Regions from separate parts of the Homo sapiens genome. Here region 1 is linked to region 2. A link is an interaction called in ENCODE POLR2A ChIA-PET data of the cell type or tissue named here. Cell type or tissue: Panc1. All regions are shown on one strand. Each heading gives the region's core, and the rest is flanking DNA. Links, peaks and the distances in the headings are about the cores only.

Evidence for each region. Peaks named below come from ENCODE experiments on the same cell type or tissue, not always from the same donor. Only the 100,000 strongest peaks of a DNase experiment are listed, where the experiment ranks them.
Region 1: POLR2A ChIA-PET joins it to region 2 with 10 read pairs; 3 of 35 experiments call an interaction of 5 or more read pairs at or near these places.

Annotation. Positions count from the first base shown.
Region 1 is chr10:63,045,116-63,049,512 of GRCh38, forward strand. No RefSeq gene overlaps it. Among named protein-coding and RNA genes, the nearest start is that of NRBF2, 86 kb to the right of the region's middle. In Panc1, for the core only: no CTCF peak of the experiment used is centred there; no DNase peak of the experiment used is centred there; H3K27me3 peaks cover 1,657 bases.
Region 2 is chr10:63,111,153-63,115,549 of GRCh38, forward strand. No RefSeq gene overlaps it. Among named protein-coding and RNA genes, the nearest start is that of NRBF2, 20 kb to the right of the region's middle. In Panc1, for the core only: no CTCF peak of the experiment used is centred there; no DNase peak of the experiment used is centred there; H3K27ac peaks cover 950 bases.

The sequences.
Region 1 (4,397 bases), core at 221-4,220, 66 kb before region 2:
TTAAAATAACTGTATAATGCAATAATTATAAATCTAGATTAATGGCCACACAATGTACAAACGTAATTTGTGGCAATAATACTATAAAGAGGAAAGTAAATGGAGACATAGAGGAGCAACATTTTTGTAAATTATTGGAACTAAGTTGGTATTAATCTAAATCAGATTGTTATAAATTAAAATGTTAATTATAATCCCAGGGGTGATCATTAAGAAATAACTCAAAAAAGAGAAAAAAAAACATTAGTGAAGGAACCAAAAAGAGAATTAAAATGGTCCACTACAAAATACCTTTTTAACACAAAAGAAGCCAGTAATGGAGGAATTGAAAGGGAATAATGGATATGAGACATTAAAAAATAGTGAAATAGGAGCATTAAGTCCTCCCTTATCAGTAATTACATTAAATGAAAACAGATTAAACTCTCCAATTAAAAGATATAGATTGGCAGAACAGATTTTTTTAAATGGTCCCACTACATGCTGCTTATAAGAGACTCACTGTAGATTCAAAGACTCAAAGAAATTAAAAGTAAAAGATTTAAAAAAAAAAAAAAGATATTCCATACTAACAGAAACCGAAAAAGAATTGGAGTGGCTACACTAATGAGACAATACACCTTAAAACAAAAAAGATTATGAGAAACAAAAAGGATATTATATGATAAAATGGTTCATCCATCAAAAAATAATAGTTATAAACATATATGCAGTTTACAATGGAGCCCTAAAATACATGAAGCAAAAACTGACAGAACTGAAGGAAGAAATAGACAATGCAAGGACAGTAGTTGGAGACGTCAGTAGCCCACTTTCAATAACTGATAAAGCAACTGAAAAAAATATCAGCAAGGAAATAGAAGAATTGAGAAACACTATAAACCAACTAGACTAACAGCCTTCTATAGAACAGTCTGCCTAACAACAGCACAATACACATTTTTCTCAACTGCACCTGGAACATTTTCTAAGATAGTATGTTAGGACATGAAACAAATCTCATTAAATTTTAAAAGATTGATATCATAAAAAGTATGTTCTTTGAAACCAATGGAATGAAATCAGAAATCAGTAACAGAGGAAATTTGGAAAATTCACAAATATATGGAAATTAAGAACATATTCCTAAATAACTAATGGGTCAAAAAAAAATCACTAGGGAAATTTATGGGATGCAGTGAAATCATTGCTCAAGAAGAAATGTATAGCTGTAAATGCCTGCATTATAAAAGAAGAAAGACCTCAAATAAATAACTAAATTTTTTATTTTCTTTTTTTGAGACAGGGTCTCACTCTGTTTCCCAGACCGGAGTGCAGTGGTGGCAACATGGCTCACTGCAGCCTAGACATCCCAGGCTCAAGCCACCCTCCTTATGCAGCATCCCAAATAGCTGGGACTACAGGTGCATGCTACCACATCCAGCTAATTTTTGTATTTTTTGTAGAGATGCAGTTTTACCATGTTTCCCAGTCTGGTCTTGAACTCCTGAGCTCAAGCAATCCACCTGCCTCAGCCTCCCAAAGTGCTGAGATTACAGGGGTGACCCACCACACCCAGCCTAATCTTTAAGCTTAAGAAACTAGACCCCAGGCACGGTGGCTCATGCCTTTAATCCCAGCACTTTGGGTAGCCGAGGTGGGTGGATCATGAGGCCAGGAGTTCGAGACCAGCCTGGCTAACATGGTAAAACCCCATCTCTACTAAAACTACAAAAATTAGCCGGGTGTGGTGACACACGGCTATAATCCCAGCTACTCAGGAGGCCGAGGCAGGAGAATCGCTTGAACCCAGGAGGCAGAGGTTGCAGTGAGCCGAGACTGTGCTACTACACTCCAGCCTGGGCAACAATAGCAAAATTCCATCTCAAAAAAAAAAAAAAAAGGAAACTAGAAAAAGAGAAGCAAACTAAATCCAGAGAAAGAAGGAAATAATAAAGAGTACAGCAGAGATAACCAAAATAGCAAATATATAAATAATAAAGAAAATCAGCAAAGCCTAAAATTAGTTCTTTGAAAAGATCAACAAAGTTGTCAAACCTTTAGTTAAACTGACAAGTGAAAAAGAGGAGACTGAAATTACTAAAATCAAGAATGAAAGAGGGGACTTCACTACTAATCTTATAAAAATAGAAAGATCATAAAGGAATATTATGAGCAATTGCATACCAACAAATTAGTTGATCTAGGTGAAATGAACAAATTCTTAGAAACACACGAACTATCGAAACTGACTCTTGAAGAAATAGAAAATCTGAGCAGAACTATACTAAATAAACAGATAGAGTCATCAATTGAAAAACTTCCAACAAAGAAAAGCTCAATCCCAGAGTGTTTCACTGGTGAATGCTACCAAACCTTTAAAGCAGAATTAGTAGCAATTCTTCTCAAACACTTGCCAAAAATAGAGGAGGAAGAATCACTTCCCGACTTACTCTATGAGGCCACTGTTACCCTGATACTAAAGCCAGGCAAAGACATCACAAGAGAAAAAAGCTACAGACCAATATCCCTTATTACTACAGATGCAAAATCATCAACAAAATAATAGCAAACTGAATCCAGCAGCATATTGAACGGACTATACACCACAATCAAATGGAATTTATTCCCCAAATGCAAAGATGGTTCAATATGAAAATCAATCAATGTAATACACCATATTAATAGAATAAAGGAAAAACTAAATGTGATGATCTCAATAAACACAGAAAAGGCATTCATCAAAACCCAGCAGACTTTTATGTTAAAAAAAACAACAACAACAACAACATTCAACAAACTAGGAATAGAAAGCATCTTCCTTAACCTAATAAAGGGCTTCAATGAAAAACCCATGGCTAACTTCATAGTCAATGGTGAAAGACTAAAAACTTCCTGCTGAGGTTAGAAATAAGATAAGGATGTCCACTCTTGCCACTTCTATTCAACATAGTACTGGAAGTTCTGGATAGGCAATTAGGCATCAAAAAGAAATAGAAGGCATTCATATTAAAAAGGAAGAAGCAAAATATCTTCATTTGCAAATGAAATAATTTTGTATGTAGAAAATCCTGGCCAGGTATTTTGGCTCATGCCTATAATCCCAACACTTTGGGAAGGCAAGGTGGGAGGATTGGTTGAGCCCAGGAGAGAGAAGCCAGCCTTGACAAAACCCTATCTCCACCAAAAAAAATTTTTTTAAATAGCCAGGTGTGGTGGCACACTCCTGTAGTCCCAGCTACTTGGGAGGCTGAGGCAGGAGAATCACTTGAGCCCAGAGGTCGAGGCTGCAGTGAGCTGTAATCATGTCACTGCATTCCAGCCTGGGTGACAGAGTGAGATCCTGTCTCAAAAAAAAAAAAAAAAAGAAGAAGAAGAAGAAGAAAATCTCAAAGAACCCCCCAAAATACAATTAAAGCTAATAAGTGAGTTCCACAAACTTAAAGGATAAAACCTATAATACTTTGTTGTATTTTTATATACTAGCAGTGAAAAACCCAAATACAAAATTAGGAAAACTTCCATTTACAATAGAATCAAAAAGAAACAGGAATAAATTTAACTTGTACATTTAAAAAAAGTGCAATATTTGCACATTGAAAACTATAAAATGTTATTAAAATAAATTCAAAAGACCTAAATAGAAAGCCCTCACATTCATGAACTGGATGATAGTATTGTTAAGATGATAATACTCCCCAAATTGATCTGCAGATTGAATGCAATCCCTAGCAGAATTCCAGCTACCTTTTTACGGAAATGGACAAGATTATCCTAAAATTCATATGGAAATTCAAGGGACCCCAGATAGACAAAACTATTTTGGAATAAAGTAATAAAGTTGGAAGGCTCACACTTTCCAATTTCAAAGCTTGCTACAAATCTACAATCATAAAAATAGTGTGGTATTGGTAAAAAGATAGGCAAATATATCAATGGAACATAACTGAAAGTCCAGAAATAATCTTACTCATTGATAGTCAATTGATTTTCAAGCATGCAAAGAACATTCAATGGGGAAAAGACAGTCTTAACAAATGGTGTTGGGACAACTGAATATCCACATGCTAAAGGATGAATTTGGACTTGATTGATTGATTGATTGATTTTTAATCTTACTTTAATTTCTGGGATACATGTGCAGAACATGCAGGTTTGTTACATAGATATACATGTGCCATGGTGATTTGCTGCACCTATTGACCTGTCCTCTAAGTTCTCTCCCCTCACTCCCCATCCCCCAACATGCCCTGGTGTGTGTTGTTTCCCTCCCTGTGTCCATGTGTTCTCATTGTTCAACTCCCATTTATGAGTGAGAACATGCAGTGTTGGTTTTCTGTTCCTGTGTTAGTTTGCTGAGGATGATGACTTCCAGCTTCATCCACGTCCCTGCAAAGGACATGAACTCATCCTTTTTT
Region 2 (4,397 bases), core at 185-4,184:
GATGTTCACAGCCTTATCAGCTAGCTATTTTCATCCCTGTTTTAGAAATAAAAAGGAACAGGCGAGGCACGGTGGCTCACACCTGTAATCTCAGCACTTTGGGAGGCCGAGGCAGGTGGATCACCTGAGGTCAGGAGTTTGAGACAAGCCTGGCCAACATGGCGAAAGCCCATCTCTACTAAAAATACAAAAAAATTAGCCGGGCTTGGTGGTGGGTGCCTGTAATCCCAGCTACTCCAGAGGCTGAGGCAGGAGAATCACTCGAACCTGGGAGGCGGAGGTTGCAGTGAGCGGAAATTGTGCCATTGCACTCCAGCCTGGGTGACAAGAGTGAAACTCCATCTCAAAAAATGAAATAAAATAAAATAAAAATAAAAAGTAACAACAGCTGACGTTTCAAGACATTAAGTGAAATGGGATCCATGCCCAGGTTCATAGGACTCTATACTTTTTCAACCACAGTCCACAAAATCTTGCCCAAAACTCCGAGTCAGTCAGATATATTTCAGAATTCAGAATTTACTGATTTTAGAAAGATAATATAGTGCCTATACTCTATATTATAGAACAGGGACTGGGAAAGTATCTCACAATCAAACACATTGATAAATCTTTAATGAATCATGTGAATATTCATAAGTGGGTTAAAGAAGGACCAAAAATAGTCTTGTGACAGTTCAGGATGAGTGTGCCATTAAATGAGTGTATAAAAATTTCACCAGCCTGAGCATCACAGTGAGACTCTATCTCTATAAAAAGTTTAAAAATTAGCTGGGGGTGGTGGTGCATGCCTATAGTCCCAGCTACTCGGGAGACTGAGGTGGGGGGATCACTTGAGCCTGTGAGGTGGAGGCTGCAGTGAGCCATGATTGTGCCACTGTACACCAGCCTGGGCAACAGAGCAAGACCCTGTCTCAAAAAAAATAGAAAAAAACAAAAAGAAAAAGAAAAAAAAACAGGCCAGGTGCGGTGGCTCATACCTGTAATCCCAACACTTTGGGAGGCCAAGGAAGTTATCACTTGAGATCAGGAGTTTGAGACCAGCGGGGCCAACATGGTGAAACCCTGTCTGTACTAAAAATACAAAAGTTAGCTGGACATGGTGGCACAGGGACCTCTAGTCCCAGCTACTTGGTTGGCTAAACACGAGAATTGCTTGAACTTGGGAGGTGAAGATTGCAGTGAGCCCAGATCGCACCACTGCACTCCAGCTTTGTTCTGTCTCAAAAAAAAAACAAAAACAAAACAAAACAAAACAAAAACCTTGAGAGCAAGGTTCTGTCTCAAAAAAAAAAAGAATTTAGTTTTCAGGGTATATTGGATTTTGAAATTATGGATAAATGATAAATGAGTACCTTCTAAGATAATACTGTATGATAGAAGTCAAAAAAATAGAGTTTCAAGAAAAAAGTGGTGTTAAATATTACTGTGAGATGAAGGACAAGAATTGAAGAAAAGTCATTAAACTTGATGATCAAGAGCTTAGTAGAGATATCTTCAGAAGCACCTTGTTTAACTGCATAAAGTAATGGGAACAGAAGTCAGCTCTTAAGGGGTTAAAGAGTAAGACAATCTTCATATCCAGTAAAATTGTTAAAATTAAAAAGACAAAGAATACAAACTATTGACAACCTTTTAAAGCAAGTGGCATTTTAATTCACTGCTGGTGGTAGTGTATTTTGAAAAACTGTTTGGCGATCTCTGCTAAAGCCAAACATATGCATAATCCTTGATGCAGCAATTCTAGCCTATATAAGTGTTTAGCTAAATGCATGCACATGAACTCAGGAAAACATGTACAGGAATGTTCACATCAGCTTTGTTTTGGAGTAGTGGTGGATATTCATTACATTGTAAATCAAATTAACTACAAACAAAAGGTACCATGCATGAACCACTGATGACAATTGGTCATGAACCAAGGATTATAATTTATTCAAATCTGTGCGGTAAGGTTCATAAGAAAAGGGGAAGAATGTAAGTCATTAATGAGAAGGCACCTATCCAAAAAGGGATTAAGCCAGGTGCAGTGGCTCACACCTGTAACCCCAGCACTTTGGGAGGCCAAGGCAGGCAGATTACTTGAGGCCAGGAGTTTGAGACCAGCCTGGCCAACATGGTGAAACCCCTTCTCTACTAAAAATCCAAAAATTAGCCAGGCATGGTGGCACGCACCTGTAATCCCAGCTACTAGGGAGGCTGAGGCAGGAGAATCGCTTGAACCTGGGAGATGGAGGTTGCAGTGAGCTGAGATCTCGCCACTGCACTACAGCCTGGGTGACAGAGCGAGATTCTGTCCCAAAAAAACAACAAAAAAAAAGGATTAATTATTTATACGTTTACAAAGTAAACATCCTGTTAAAGCCAGCCAAGAATATTTGCTCCATGATGATGGAAGAAGTCTAGAGGTTTCTGCAAATTATTTCAATATTGTGACCAAAACTTTTCCAATTGGTCCATTTCTCTCTCTTCTTTTTTTTTTTTTTTTTTTTTTTTTTTTGAGACAGAGTCTCGCTCTCTCGCTCCGTCACCCAAGCTGGAGTGCAGTGGCACGATCTCGGCTCACTGCAAGCTCTGCCTCCCAGGTTCACGCCATTCTTCTGCCTCAGCCTCCTGAGTAGCTGGGACTACAGGCACCCGCCACCACGCCCGGCTAATTTTTTTTGTATTTTTTTAGTAGAGACAGGGTTTCACTGTGTTAGCCAGGATGGTCTCGATCTCCTGACCTCGTGATCCTCCTGCCTTGGCCTCCCAAAGTGCTGGGATTACAGGCATGAGCCACCGCGCCCGGCTCCAATTGGTCCATTTCTCTAATTACTTTGCTCCCTTCCCCAAAACCCTGAACTGGAAAAAAATGAAAAAAAAAAGCCTGTGATATATATGGCAATCATGCTGGGAAAGTCAGAGCCCTGCAGATTTTAGAAATGACAAGGGAGAACTCAGTGTAGAATAACCTGTGTCTAGCCAAAGCTGAAGCCTGGCCAGGCTCCATGTATGTTGTGAAAATTCTTTGGCCACAGTCCTGATGTCCTAACATCTGAGGTTGCATCATTCTTCCCGTAGTTGCTTCTGGACTGAGTGTCAACAGCGTATGATGAAAACATGTCAGGGTAGAGGTAAAAGGTATTTGTCATATTTTCTTTTTCTTCCTTCCTTCCTTCCACAGAAGAGTGGAGAAAATATTTTAAAAGACCACCACAGAAATAAAGAATACAGTGAAAATGAAAGGTAGAAAATTCAATTCATGGTAAAATTCTTATTTTTCCTGTGCTGTTTGGCTTGACCCTTCCCTTTCCTGAAGCCCTCATATGGCTTCCCAAGATGTCAAACACATATCTTCTGTGCTAGTATCATTTAGGAGGGACAGCAGCAGGCAGCATGGAACACAGGAGAAACAAAATAGATTAACAGTGGATTGAAGAATCTTGGCAACTGTGGAAAATACTTTTAAAAGGAGGCTGGAGGCAAATTTCTCTTAGAAAATTTAATAGCAGAGGCCTGGCACGGTAGCTCACACCTGTAATCCCAGCACTTTGGAAGGTCGAGGAAGGCAGATCACTTGAGGTCAGGAGTTTGAGACCAGCCTGGCCAACATGGTGAAACTCCACCTCTTCTAAAAATCCAAAAATTAGATGGGCATGGTGGCAGGCACCTGTAATCCCAGCTACTCAGGGGGCTGAGGCAGGAGAATCGCTTGAACCTGGGAGGCAGAAGTTGCAGTGGGCCGAGATCACACCATTGCACTCCGGCCAGGGGGACAGAGAGAGGCTCTGTCTCAAAAAAATAAAAAGAAAAGGAAAGAAAACTTAAGAGCAGTTGCTGAATTTATGCCTTATGATTTAGATCATTTCTAAGTGTCCTCTCACTGACCTTTACTTAAGGCCATGATACTCTACCATCTTCTAATATCTCATGATTCCCTTGATCCCTTCCCAGTATGTGACCACTCTATTTGAAATAAAGTCCAGATTGACTAGCATTTTCCGTCAAAGGGTCAGAGGAAGAGGTGGAACTGGAAGTTTGAGGTCTGTATAATTGGGGGTAGTGAATACAGTGGATGGAAAGGATTTGATTAGGATGTCTTAGTGTCCTGAAGTGCCTGGAAAGAAAATGTAGGTAAAAGGGATTTCCCTTGTGTCCAACCCAGCATAGATCAACAGGTAAGTTATATATATATATATATATATATATAAATTCGCCAGGCTGGAGTGTGGTGGCACTATCTTGGCTCACTGCAATCTCTGCCACCCGGGTTCAAGCGATTCTCCTGCCTCAGCCTCCTGAGAAGCTGGGACTACAGGCACGTGCCATCACGCCCAGCTAATTTTTGTATTTTTAGTAGAGACAGGGTTTCACCATGTTGGCCAGGATGGTCTTGATCTCTTGACCTTGTGATC